Regions from separate parts of the Mus musculus genome. Here region 2 is linked to region 1. The links are chromatin loops, found by intact Hi-C in ENCODE. Cell type or tissue: heart. All regions are shown on one strand. Region 1 overlaps Isyna1 (myo-inositol 1-phosphate synthase A1). Region 2 overlaps Ell (elongation factor RNA polymerase II).

Region 1 (4,000 bases):
GGACCTAGTGCTGCTCACAGAGCTGTGTCAGCGCGTGAGCTTCTGCACAGACTCGGACCCCGAGCCTCAGGGCTTCCACACAGTGCTGTCCCTGCTTAGCTTCCTGTTTAAGGCCCCGCTTGTGCCCCCGGGCAGCCCTGTAGTGAATGCCCTCTTCCGCCAGCGCAGCTGTATCGAGAATATTTTCAGGTGCGCCCCTGGTGGCAGGGGAGGGCTCAGGGCTGGCAAAGACAGCCTTAAGATGGTCTTGCTGAGCCTGCACTGTCCCCTGCAGGGCTTGCGTGGGGCTCCCGCCCCAGAACCACATGCTATTAGAGCACAAGATGGAGCGTCCAGGCCCAGGCATCAAGCCAGGAGAGGTGGTGGCCACCAGCCCACTGCCTTGCAAGAAAGAGCCCACACCTGCCACCAATGGCTGCACCGGCGATGCCAATGGGCACCCGCAGGCACCAACACCAAAGCTGTCCACTGCTTAAATCAAGTGACCGGACCGGACCCTTCTACCCCCAATGCCTCCAACCATAGTACTTCAGCCCTTGCCAAAGACAATAAAGCAAGTCTCAAGCAAGCCTCCTTGTGTGCTTTTTCCAGGAAGGGGTCTCAGGTTGACCTGGAATATGCTATGTAGACCAGGCTAGGCTGGCCTCAAACTCACGCCTTGCCTCAGCCTATGGGGGAAGGTGGGCTCCCAGCCCATCAAAGTACAGATTTAGGCCATAGCAAGATTTTTAGGCCATGTCAAGTAAAAGACATCAGCAGTACCAAAGTCAAAACGGAATGGCATTTATTGGCAGAACCCCTGCCCCCACCCCCCAGCCTTGTGTGCACAGAGGTCCAGAGGCCTGCACTTCTCTGAGGTCCTTTTGAGTTTGTGTGTGTATATGTGTGTTTAGAAAATGATAAAAGTCCTTCGTGGGGGCCCTGCCGGCCGGCCGGGCTAGCCAGGAGTCCGGATGGCAGGGGTGCTGCCGCGACCGAGACCTCACCAGCAGGACCCTGGGCTCAGGCCGGGACTATCACACGCTCATGGTCATGCCGGGGGAGTACTGCGGAGAGAGGGCGGCGCGCGGAGCGCGGCTCAGCTCTGGCCGAGGCTGGGGCCCACCCTCCCGGGGACAAGGGGAACCCGGGGAGGATGGGAAGGAGGGGGAAGGTGCCGCGGCCGCCCCCCCACCTGGCCCGCCGCGGTCACGGTCTTGCTCTGGCCCCGCGGCCGCCCCGCCGGGGTCTGCCCGCCAGGCCCCTCCGGCCCGCTGCGGCCGCGGGTGGGGAGTCGACGCAGGCGCTTACGCTTTCGCTCGGGAACGGGTGCAGGAAGGTCCCGGCAGCCGCCATCTCGCCATCGTCGCGCGGGGTCCCCGGGGCGTTGCTCAGGCCGCCCACGGCGCCGGGGGAATTCTAGGGGTGGCGCTGATCAGCGCGTGGGTCCCCACCCCTCCCCTGGCCATCTGCCCTCCCACCCATCAAGTGTGCAGGACCTCACCTTCGGCAGCCCGTCCATATCGCCCGAGCCTGTGGGGAGAGACACCAGGCTCAGGCGCTGCACACTGAGCTCAAGAACTGGGTACCCCAGAGGTTTTCGTTTCTGTAACCTAGGGGCAATGGAGAGTGCAGGGGCTGGGCCCAGGGGCCACCCGCGAGTTTGGGGACAGAAGACTCAGTGAGTCTCTCAGAGTCGCCCCTCCTCGTTGCGTGGAGATGAGGGCACTAGCCGGTGTAGGCGTCAGCAACCGGGTAACCTAACAGGCTCTCGTCCTGGCTCCTGGCGGTCACGGTGCCCGCCGATGAAACCGGTAGGTGGCGCCCAGCCACTCACCCAGGGATCCGTTCACGTGGTGTGGCTCCATCGTGCTCATTGAGGCCATTGGGCCCTCCGGGCTGGGGCCGAGCGGGAACTGCGGGCACAGGGCAGCGTGGGGCTCGGGCCGGCCGCCCCCCGCAGAGTCCCCGTCAGGTGAGGCGCACCGGCCCGCACTCACGTTAGCCCTGCCAGCGCCCGGCCCGATGGGATTCATGATGGTGTACATATTCTCGCTGGAGTTGGTGGAGTCTGGGAGGGAACAGCAGGGGCTGCGTGGGTGGGTGCATGAAATGGAGACCCCGGCTCACCCCAAACCAGCATGCTCCTTACCTCCAGGGCTGGGCATGATGGGTGTTCCAGGGGCTCCGCCTCCTCCTGCGGGTCCCTGCATGGAGACATGAGAACTGTGAAACAGGGTTTCTCTGGCAGATAGCCTTGCAGGTCCCACCACGCACCAGCAGGGACTCACCGAGTAGCTGCCAGGAGATGAGGAAGAGTACGGGATCTGGGAACAGGCAGGGACAGCTGTGAGCACTCAGTGGCAGGCAGCTGGCTCCAGCCCTCCTTCCCTAACTCACCCTGCCTGCCACTCACCGAGTTACCGCTGGGACTGGCCCATGGGCCACGCACTCCTGGACCCCTGGAAGAGATGGTGGCCCTGCAGTAGACCAAGCAGTCTGGGCCTGGGGCCCATCATTCCCCAGAGCTAAGTGGCTCTCTTGGCCTCAGTTTCCCCTCCAAATACTTGGTGGAATAAACAATGCTCAGGCTGTCCCTGAACACATAAAGTCTGCCTCAGCAGGGGGGACTATCTGGGTAACCACAAGTCTTAAAGCACCCTAGAGCTTACATGTTCATGGACGGCAGGACCTGGCTGGTGGCAAGGGAGTTGGGTGGGGGCCGCATGCCAGTTCCATAGCCCTGTTGAGGCAAAGGGTTAGTCAGAAAACCCAGGTGTGGCCTTTCTGCCCCCCCCCCAAGTAGGCTAGGCCACCCCTTACCTGGGGCCCAACACTGGCCATTCCTCTTGGAGGGGTCACCCTCTGCATCGGGCCTCCCAGGCTGGGGTGTCCTAGGCAGAGATACAAGAAAGAGGGCTCAGGCTAGGGCACACCCATGAGGGGCGAGTGCTGTGGACCAGCAGCTGGAGTGCATCCTACTCACCCTGCACTCGTGGGGAGGGGTCCATGGCAGCGGGGATGAGGGGCTGGGAGCCAGGGAGGCCCACAGGAGGCTGTGGAGCAGGCACAGTACTGAGTTGGGAGAGACATCCCCCAAAACCACTGCTCCTCCCACCGCGGCCGGCCCTCTATCACCTGGCCTGGCATCCTTAGGATTGGGCGGGCACCCCCTGGGAACCGTGGTGACATGAAGGGCTGGAAGAGGTGGGTGGCAATCAATAAATAACCTTCATCTTGTACTTGCCCTAAAGAAACCCTGTTCTTACTATCCCTGGGAGTAGAGTGGGGGACCAGGGCCTCCAACCTTGCTAGTCCCCTGCTGCAGATCCAGACTGCAGACCACAGTCAGCTGGCACAGCTGTAAAAGGAGGGAGCACGTCATGGTGCCAGCTCGGGTGAAGCCCACTACCTGGCTGTGAGGTCCACCACTGGGGCTACACATCTTGTTCGGGAGGATAGGTGGGAAAAGCTATGAAGCTCAACCTGGGAGGGGAACAGGGGCACAGCCTGTTGCCAGGGGATGGCATTAATGGTAACTAATACTCAGGGGCATAGATTCATGCCTGTCACTGGCAATGACAAGGTGCACACATCTTCACACCCACTGTGGTGACAGTCTTCCACTGAAGACGAGCCTGCAGCATACCCCGACCTCAACTCTGGGAACAGAGGAAGCCCCAGGCACCCATACCTGGAAGAAGCCTGGTGCCACAGGGCCTGCTGCCATTGCATCGTTTGGGGTCATGGCACCCATCACAGGGCTGGGAGCTGCTGCTGCGCTCTGCAAGAACGAGACACAGAGGGTGGGACAAGAGCCACAGCAAGGGACAGCTGTCATGTGGTCAAGCTGGAATGTCAATCTGGACCAGAGAAAGGGGAGGCTGAAGGAGGGTCAGCAGTAGCCACACCCCCAGAATTCTGTGGCTCCAACTCATCCCAAGTGGCCTATGTTCTGGTGGCAGGGTGGCCGCCCTCTGTTGCCTCACACCCCAAATATATGCAGTCAGTCCTTGCCCCA
Region 2 (4,000 bases), 54 kb before region 1:
CAATGCAGGAGAACTGCCTGTGGGTCCAGGGCTGGGGAGGATGAGGCAGAAGGGTTTGGAATTCAAGGCCAGTCTGGCCTATATGAGACCTTTTCTCAAAGAAACAACCTAAAAGAGTTCTCAAACCAAACTGGTGCTGATGTGACACTTCATCTGTGTGTTTTGGGACTCTGTGGGTGTGACTTCTAGGACACATGAAGAAATATGGTCCCCTCTACCTTCCAGGACAGCCAGTTGCTATTGAGAGGCATGTTCCCAGCCAGGTGTGATGGCGCACGCCTTTAATCCCAGCACTCGGGAGGCAGAGGCAGAGGCAGGTGGATTTCTGAGTTCGAGGCCAGCCTGGTCTACAAAGTGAGTTCCAGGACAGCCAGGGCTATACAGAGAAACCCTGTCTCGAAAAAACAAAAACAAAAAACAAAAAAAAAAGAGAGAGAGAGAGAGAGAGAGGGGCATGTTCCCTGAGAGCCATGAGGTGGGAACCCTGCCTCCACCTACCCCATTGTAGTTCATTGCTAGGTAGGTGGCTCTGTGGCCCCATGCCCTCACCTTGCCCTTGGTGGAGAGGCATGGAGAGGTCAGGGAAAATTGAAGGTTCTAGCAGGGTTAAGAACCTTGAGCATCTGTGGGCCAGCAAGGGTCAACCTCCCCCTTCTTCAGTTTCAGAGTCTCTACCAAGAGTGACTTGTCTGGATTCTGCTGTGGCCTCATATCCCTGGACACTTGTCACTTGCCAGTAGGAAGCTGCCTTCTGGGCCTGTCCTTAACCACTGCCCCCCCCCTGGAAAGAAAAAAAAACAAAACAAAAAACCACCCCTTCCCTGCCTGCATAGTGCTGGCCTTTGGGCTCACAGGCACCGAGATACACCTCATGTTACACCTGATGTTTTAGAATCCTTGAGAGCAGAGATGGACGTGGGAGATCCAGCAGGGTGGGTGTCAGTAGGGAGCAAAGTGCGTGCTACTATGGCCAGAGGGTGCCGGGAGGAGAGCAGGATGCCCTGGCTCTCTGTCCTACACCACAGGGGACATCTGGGAGTTGGGCAGGAGGCCTTAGTTAAGCCTGCACCTTTCTGGTGTGGCTGCTATACCACTGGGGATCCCAGCCTTTCGGAATTACCAGGACCCTGCCCTGGTCAGAATGGACTAGTGGCTCCCACTTTGTTCTGAGGCAGATGAACCTTGAAGCAGCATATCATCCCCTTCCTCCCCAGCTTCCTCAGTGCACAGAGGACTCAGACCAGTCTGCTAGTACCCTTAGAGCACACTCAGTGACTGAGGGGCTAGTCTCAGTGTCTGCTGTGCCCTGCTTGTTCCTGCCATCCATCCCAGTCAGCCCCATAGGGGAGCAGTGTCCAGTCTTCAGGTGAAGTCATGGGTGGTGGTTTTAGAGGCCAAGTTACTTCTCAGGACCTCCAAGCAGGGAGGTGGCTCAGGAGCCAGGCATCACGGCCTCAGAAGGACTGTGGCTCTACCAGGCAGAGTAGAGCATGCTAGTATGGGCATCAGGAATGTGGCAGCCTTTTGCCTTGGGCCTGCTGGAGAATGGGTTTCCTGCGTGTGTTGCAAGGATAGTTCTGAGGCTAAGCCTCTCCAAGGCCTTGAACAAGAAGCTGGAGTCTTGGGGGGGTGACGGGTATGTGTACTGGGGACCAAGCTTCTCCCTAGCTACTGTGACCCTTGACTGTGCTTCCGGCCTCCTTGCTGTGGCCACGGTGACTGTGTGTAAACAGCAGGCACTCAGAACCCACCCCTCTGTTGACTCATCTGCAGGCCAGAGTTCATCACCCTGCAAGCAGTTTTGACAGCACACGGAGATTGTGACATCCTGGCGTCCTTGAGGGAGGAACTACCCAGCACGGAAAACATGGCTACTTTTCCCTGCATACTTTGCTAGTCCTTAGGCCCAAGCCAAACTCACAGGAGACCCAGGGATGGGGCTAGCAGGGCACACACAGGAGTCCTGCTACTGGTTGACCTGGGTGCTCTGAGCCACACAAGTTGGTTTTTTGTCAGCTCTGCAGTCCCATGGGTCACTCAAGAGTGCCCCCAAGTGACTTCCTACCAGAAGGCAGCTATGGCAGATGAATATTTTTTTTCTGTTTTTATTCTTTTTCCTCCTCTTAGATAGGTGTTATGTAGCACATGTAGCACAGGCTGGCCCTTTCCTCTGCTTCACAAGTATTTGGGTGACAGGTGTTTGTCACCACACCCAGTTGTTGTGTCACCTTTCAATAAAAAGAAAAGCTGGTGTCCAAATAGGCCATCCTGAGGAGACTGTCTCACACTCAGTGTCACAGCCTTGTGCTCTTATGATGTCCTGCAGACAGGAGCCTCTCTGGCCAAAGGGGAGATGTAGCTCCTCACTGAGTCACTAGGCCGAAAGGTTCAGGGTAGGGGCTGGCATTATAGTGATCGGGAGTCTCTGGGTGTCTATTTGAAGAATGTGGGAAACCTTGTCTCCTTTTAACTATGTGCACAGCCAGCATGGAGGGAAGGCTCACAGAAGACAGTCGTGACTGTCTTTGTAGTACAAGGGGCATCCTTAACCACTCTACACTCCAGACACACATGCAGTATTGTCTCTCTGTCTTCCCTAGTACTAAGTAAACAGGTTATCATCCCTTAAGCCTCAGAGTCTGTGTGCTTGGCCTCCACTGAACTGCAGCCCAGCCCAATCCTGGTTGCTCCATTTTGCTTTTTAATTTTTATTTTGTATGAATGGATATTTCTTTGTACATTCCACCTGCATTCTTGATTGTGAGCCACCATGTGGGTGTTGGGAACTGAGTCTTCTGCAAGAGCTGACAGTGCTCTGCAGCTGCTGAGAGCCATCCCAACCCCTCAGGTTTTTCTTTGCAGTTCTAGGGATGGAACCGGTGCACTAGAGCATGCCAGGCAGGCAGTGACCACTGAATACCCCAGGATGGGAAGCTTTTCATTTTGATTGCTGCACCTCCCACACTATACCCCTCAGGTCTCCCTGCTCATTGATCAGACATGTATTCTAGGTGTGGTACATGACCCTAGGGATGGCTGCTGTGGACCTTGAGTAGAGGCAGGCTGGTATGTGCTCTGGGTGAAGGTGTCCTAGGGAAGGAAGCCTCATGAAGGCAGAGGCCTGTGGCCTCTTTTTTTTTTTTTTTTTTTCGAGACAGTGTTTCTCTGTATAGCTCTGGCTGTCCTGGAACTCACTTTGTAGACCAGGCTGTCCTCGAACTCAGAAATCCGCCTGCCTCTGCCTCCTGAGTGCTGTGATTAAAGGTGTGTGCCACCACACCCGGCGGCCTGTGGCCTCTTGAAGATGAAGCTTTCTCAGTGCTAAGAGTCATTGGTATGGCCCATGGAAGAGATACATTGAACAGGGAAAGCCAAGCTGGAGGAGTGGGGCCCAGAGGAGGCCATAGCAGAAACTCCAGGCAGCTCTGAGGCCTGATCTGTGAGAGTACCCTGGGGGACCAGTGTGTGGGGCATATGTGAAGACCTGGTATCAGGTCCCAGAAGGTAGGTGGAGCCAGGTGGCTCAGAACTCTCCCTCCTCCTGGCTCTGTCTCCTCAGTGCTGGAATGAAAGTATGTGCCATGATAGCCTGTCCTTTCTTTTTTTCCTCTCCTCGTTCCCACCCTTCTTTCCCTGCCTCCTTTTTCTTTTCCCCCTCTTTATGCCTGTGTCTCTCATCTCCACTTTTATTCTTTCTCTTTTTATGGAGATGGAACCACAGGGCTTGGACTATGCTAGGCAGCTGCTTATCGTGAAGTAGGCCAACATGTGTGCAATTAGAATTTTTATTTATCAATGTGTGTGTGTACGCGCATGTACACGCACACATATGTGCAGGTCAGAGGACAATTTGCAGGAGTTGGTTTTCTCTTTCTAGGGTCCTGGGAATTGTACTCAGGGTGGCCATTCCCCACAGAGTCATCTGGTGAGCACCCTATGTGCAGTTTGAAGGTAGTTTCAATGAGTGTAGTATCCAGTTCCTCCTGGCTCTCAAGTGACT

The links. A loop is a pair of places that touch in the nucleus more often than their neighbours do. Peaks named below come from ENCODE experiments on the same cell type or tissue, not always from the same donor. Only the 100,000 strongest peaks of a DNase experiment are listed, where the experiment ranks them.
Region 2: it touches region 1 in a loop (2.0-fold over the local background); 14 of 42 quality-filtered maps call a loop at or near these places.

What each region holds. Positions count from the first base shown.
Region 1 is chr8:70,596,723-70,600,722 of GRCm38, forward strand. It overlaps Isyna1 (myo-inositol 1-phosphate synthase A1), which reads left to right. Exons shown (of 11, transcript NM_023627.1): 10 at 1-189; 11 at 275-568. The coding sequence ends at 476. Ssbp4 (single stranded DNA binding protein 4) reads right to left here. Exons shown (of 18, transcript NM_001372473.1): 5 at 3,674-3,763; 6 at 3,287-3,340; 7 at 3,118-3,177; 8 at 2,966-3,035; 9 at 2,803-2,873; 10 at 2,652-2,722; 11 at 2,396-2,441; 12 at 2,271-2,306; 13 at 2,132-2,186; 14 at 1,980-2,050; 15 at 1,817-1,895; 16 at 1,484-1,512; 17 at 1,291-1,398; 18 at 768-1,046. The coding sequence ends at 1,017. Among named protein-coding and RNA genes, the nearest start is that of Isyna1, 4.2 kb to the left of the region's middle. In heart, CTCF peaks have their summits at 223 and 1,789 (motif pointing right); DNase peaks (open chromatin) are centred at 339, 1,119, 1,809, 3,949 and 2 weaker places; H3K4me3 peaks cover 2,723 bases; H3K27ac peaks cover 3,408 bases.
Region 2 is chr8:70,542,575-70,546,574 of GRCm38, forward strand. All of the region lies in intron 1 of Ell (elongation factor RNA polymerase II), which reads left to right. Among named protein-coding and RNA genes, the nearest start is that of Ell, 4.9 kb to the left of the region's middle. In heart, a CTCF peak has its summit at 2,063 (motif pointing left); a DNase peak (open chromatin) is centred at 1,817; H3K27ac peaks cover 556 bases.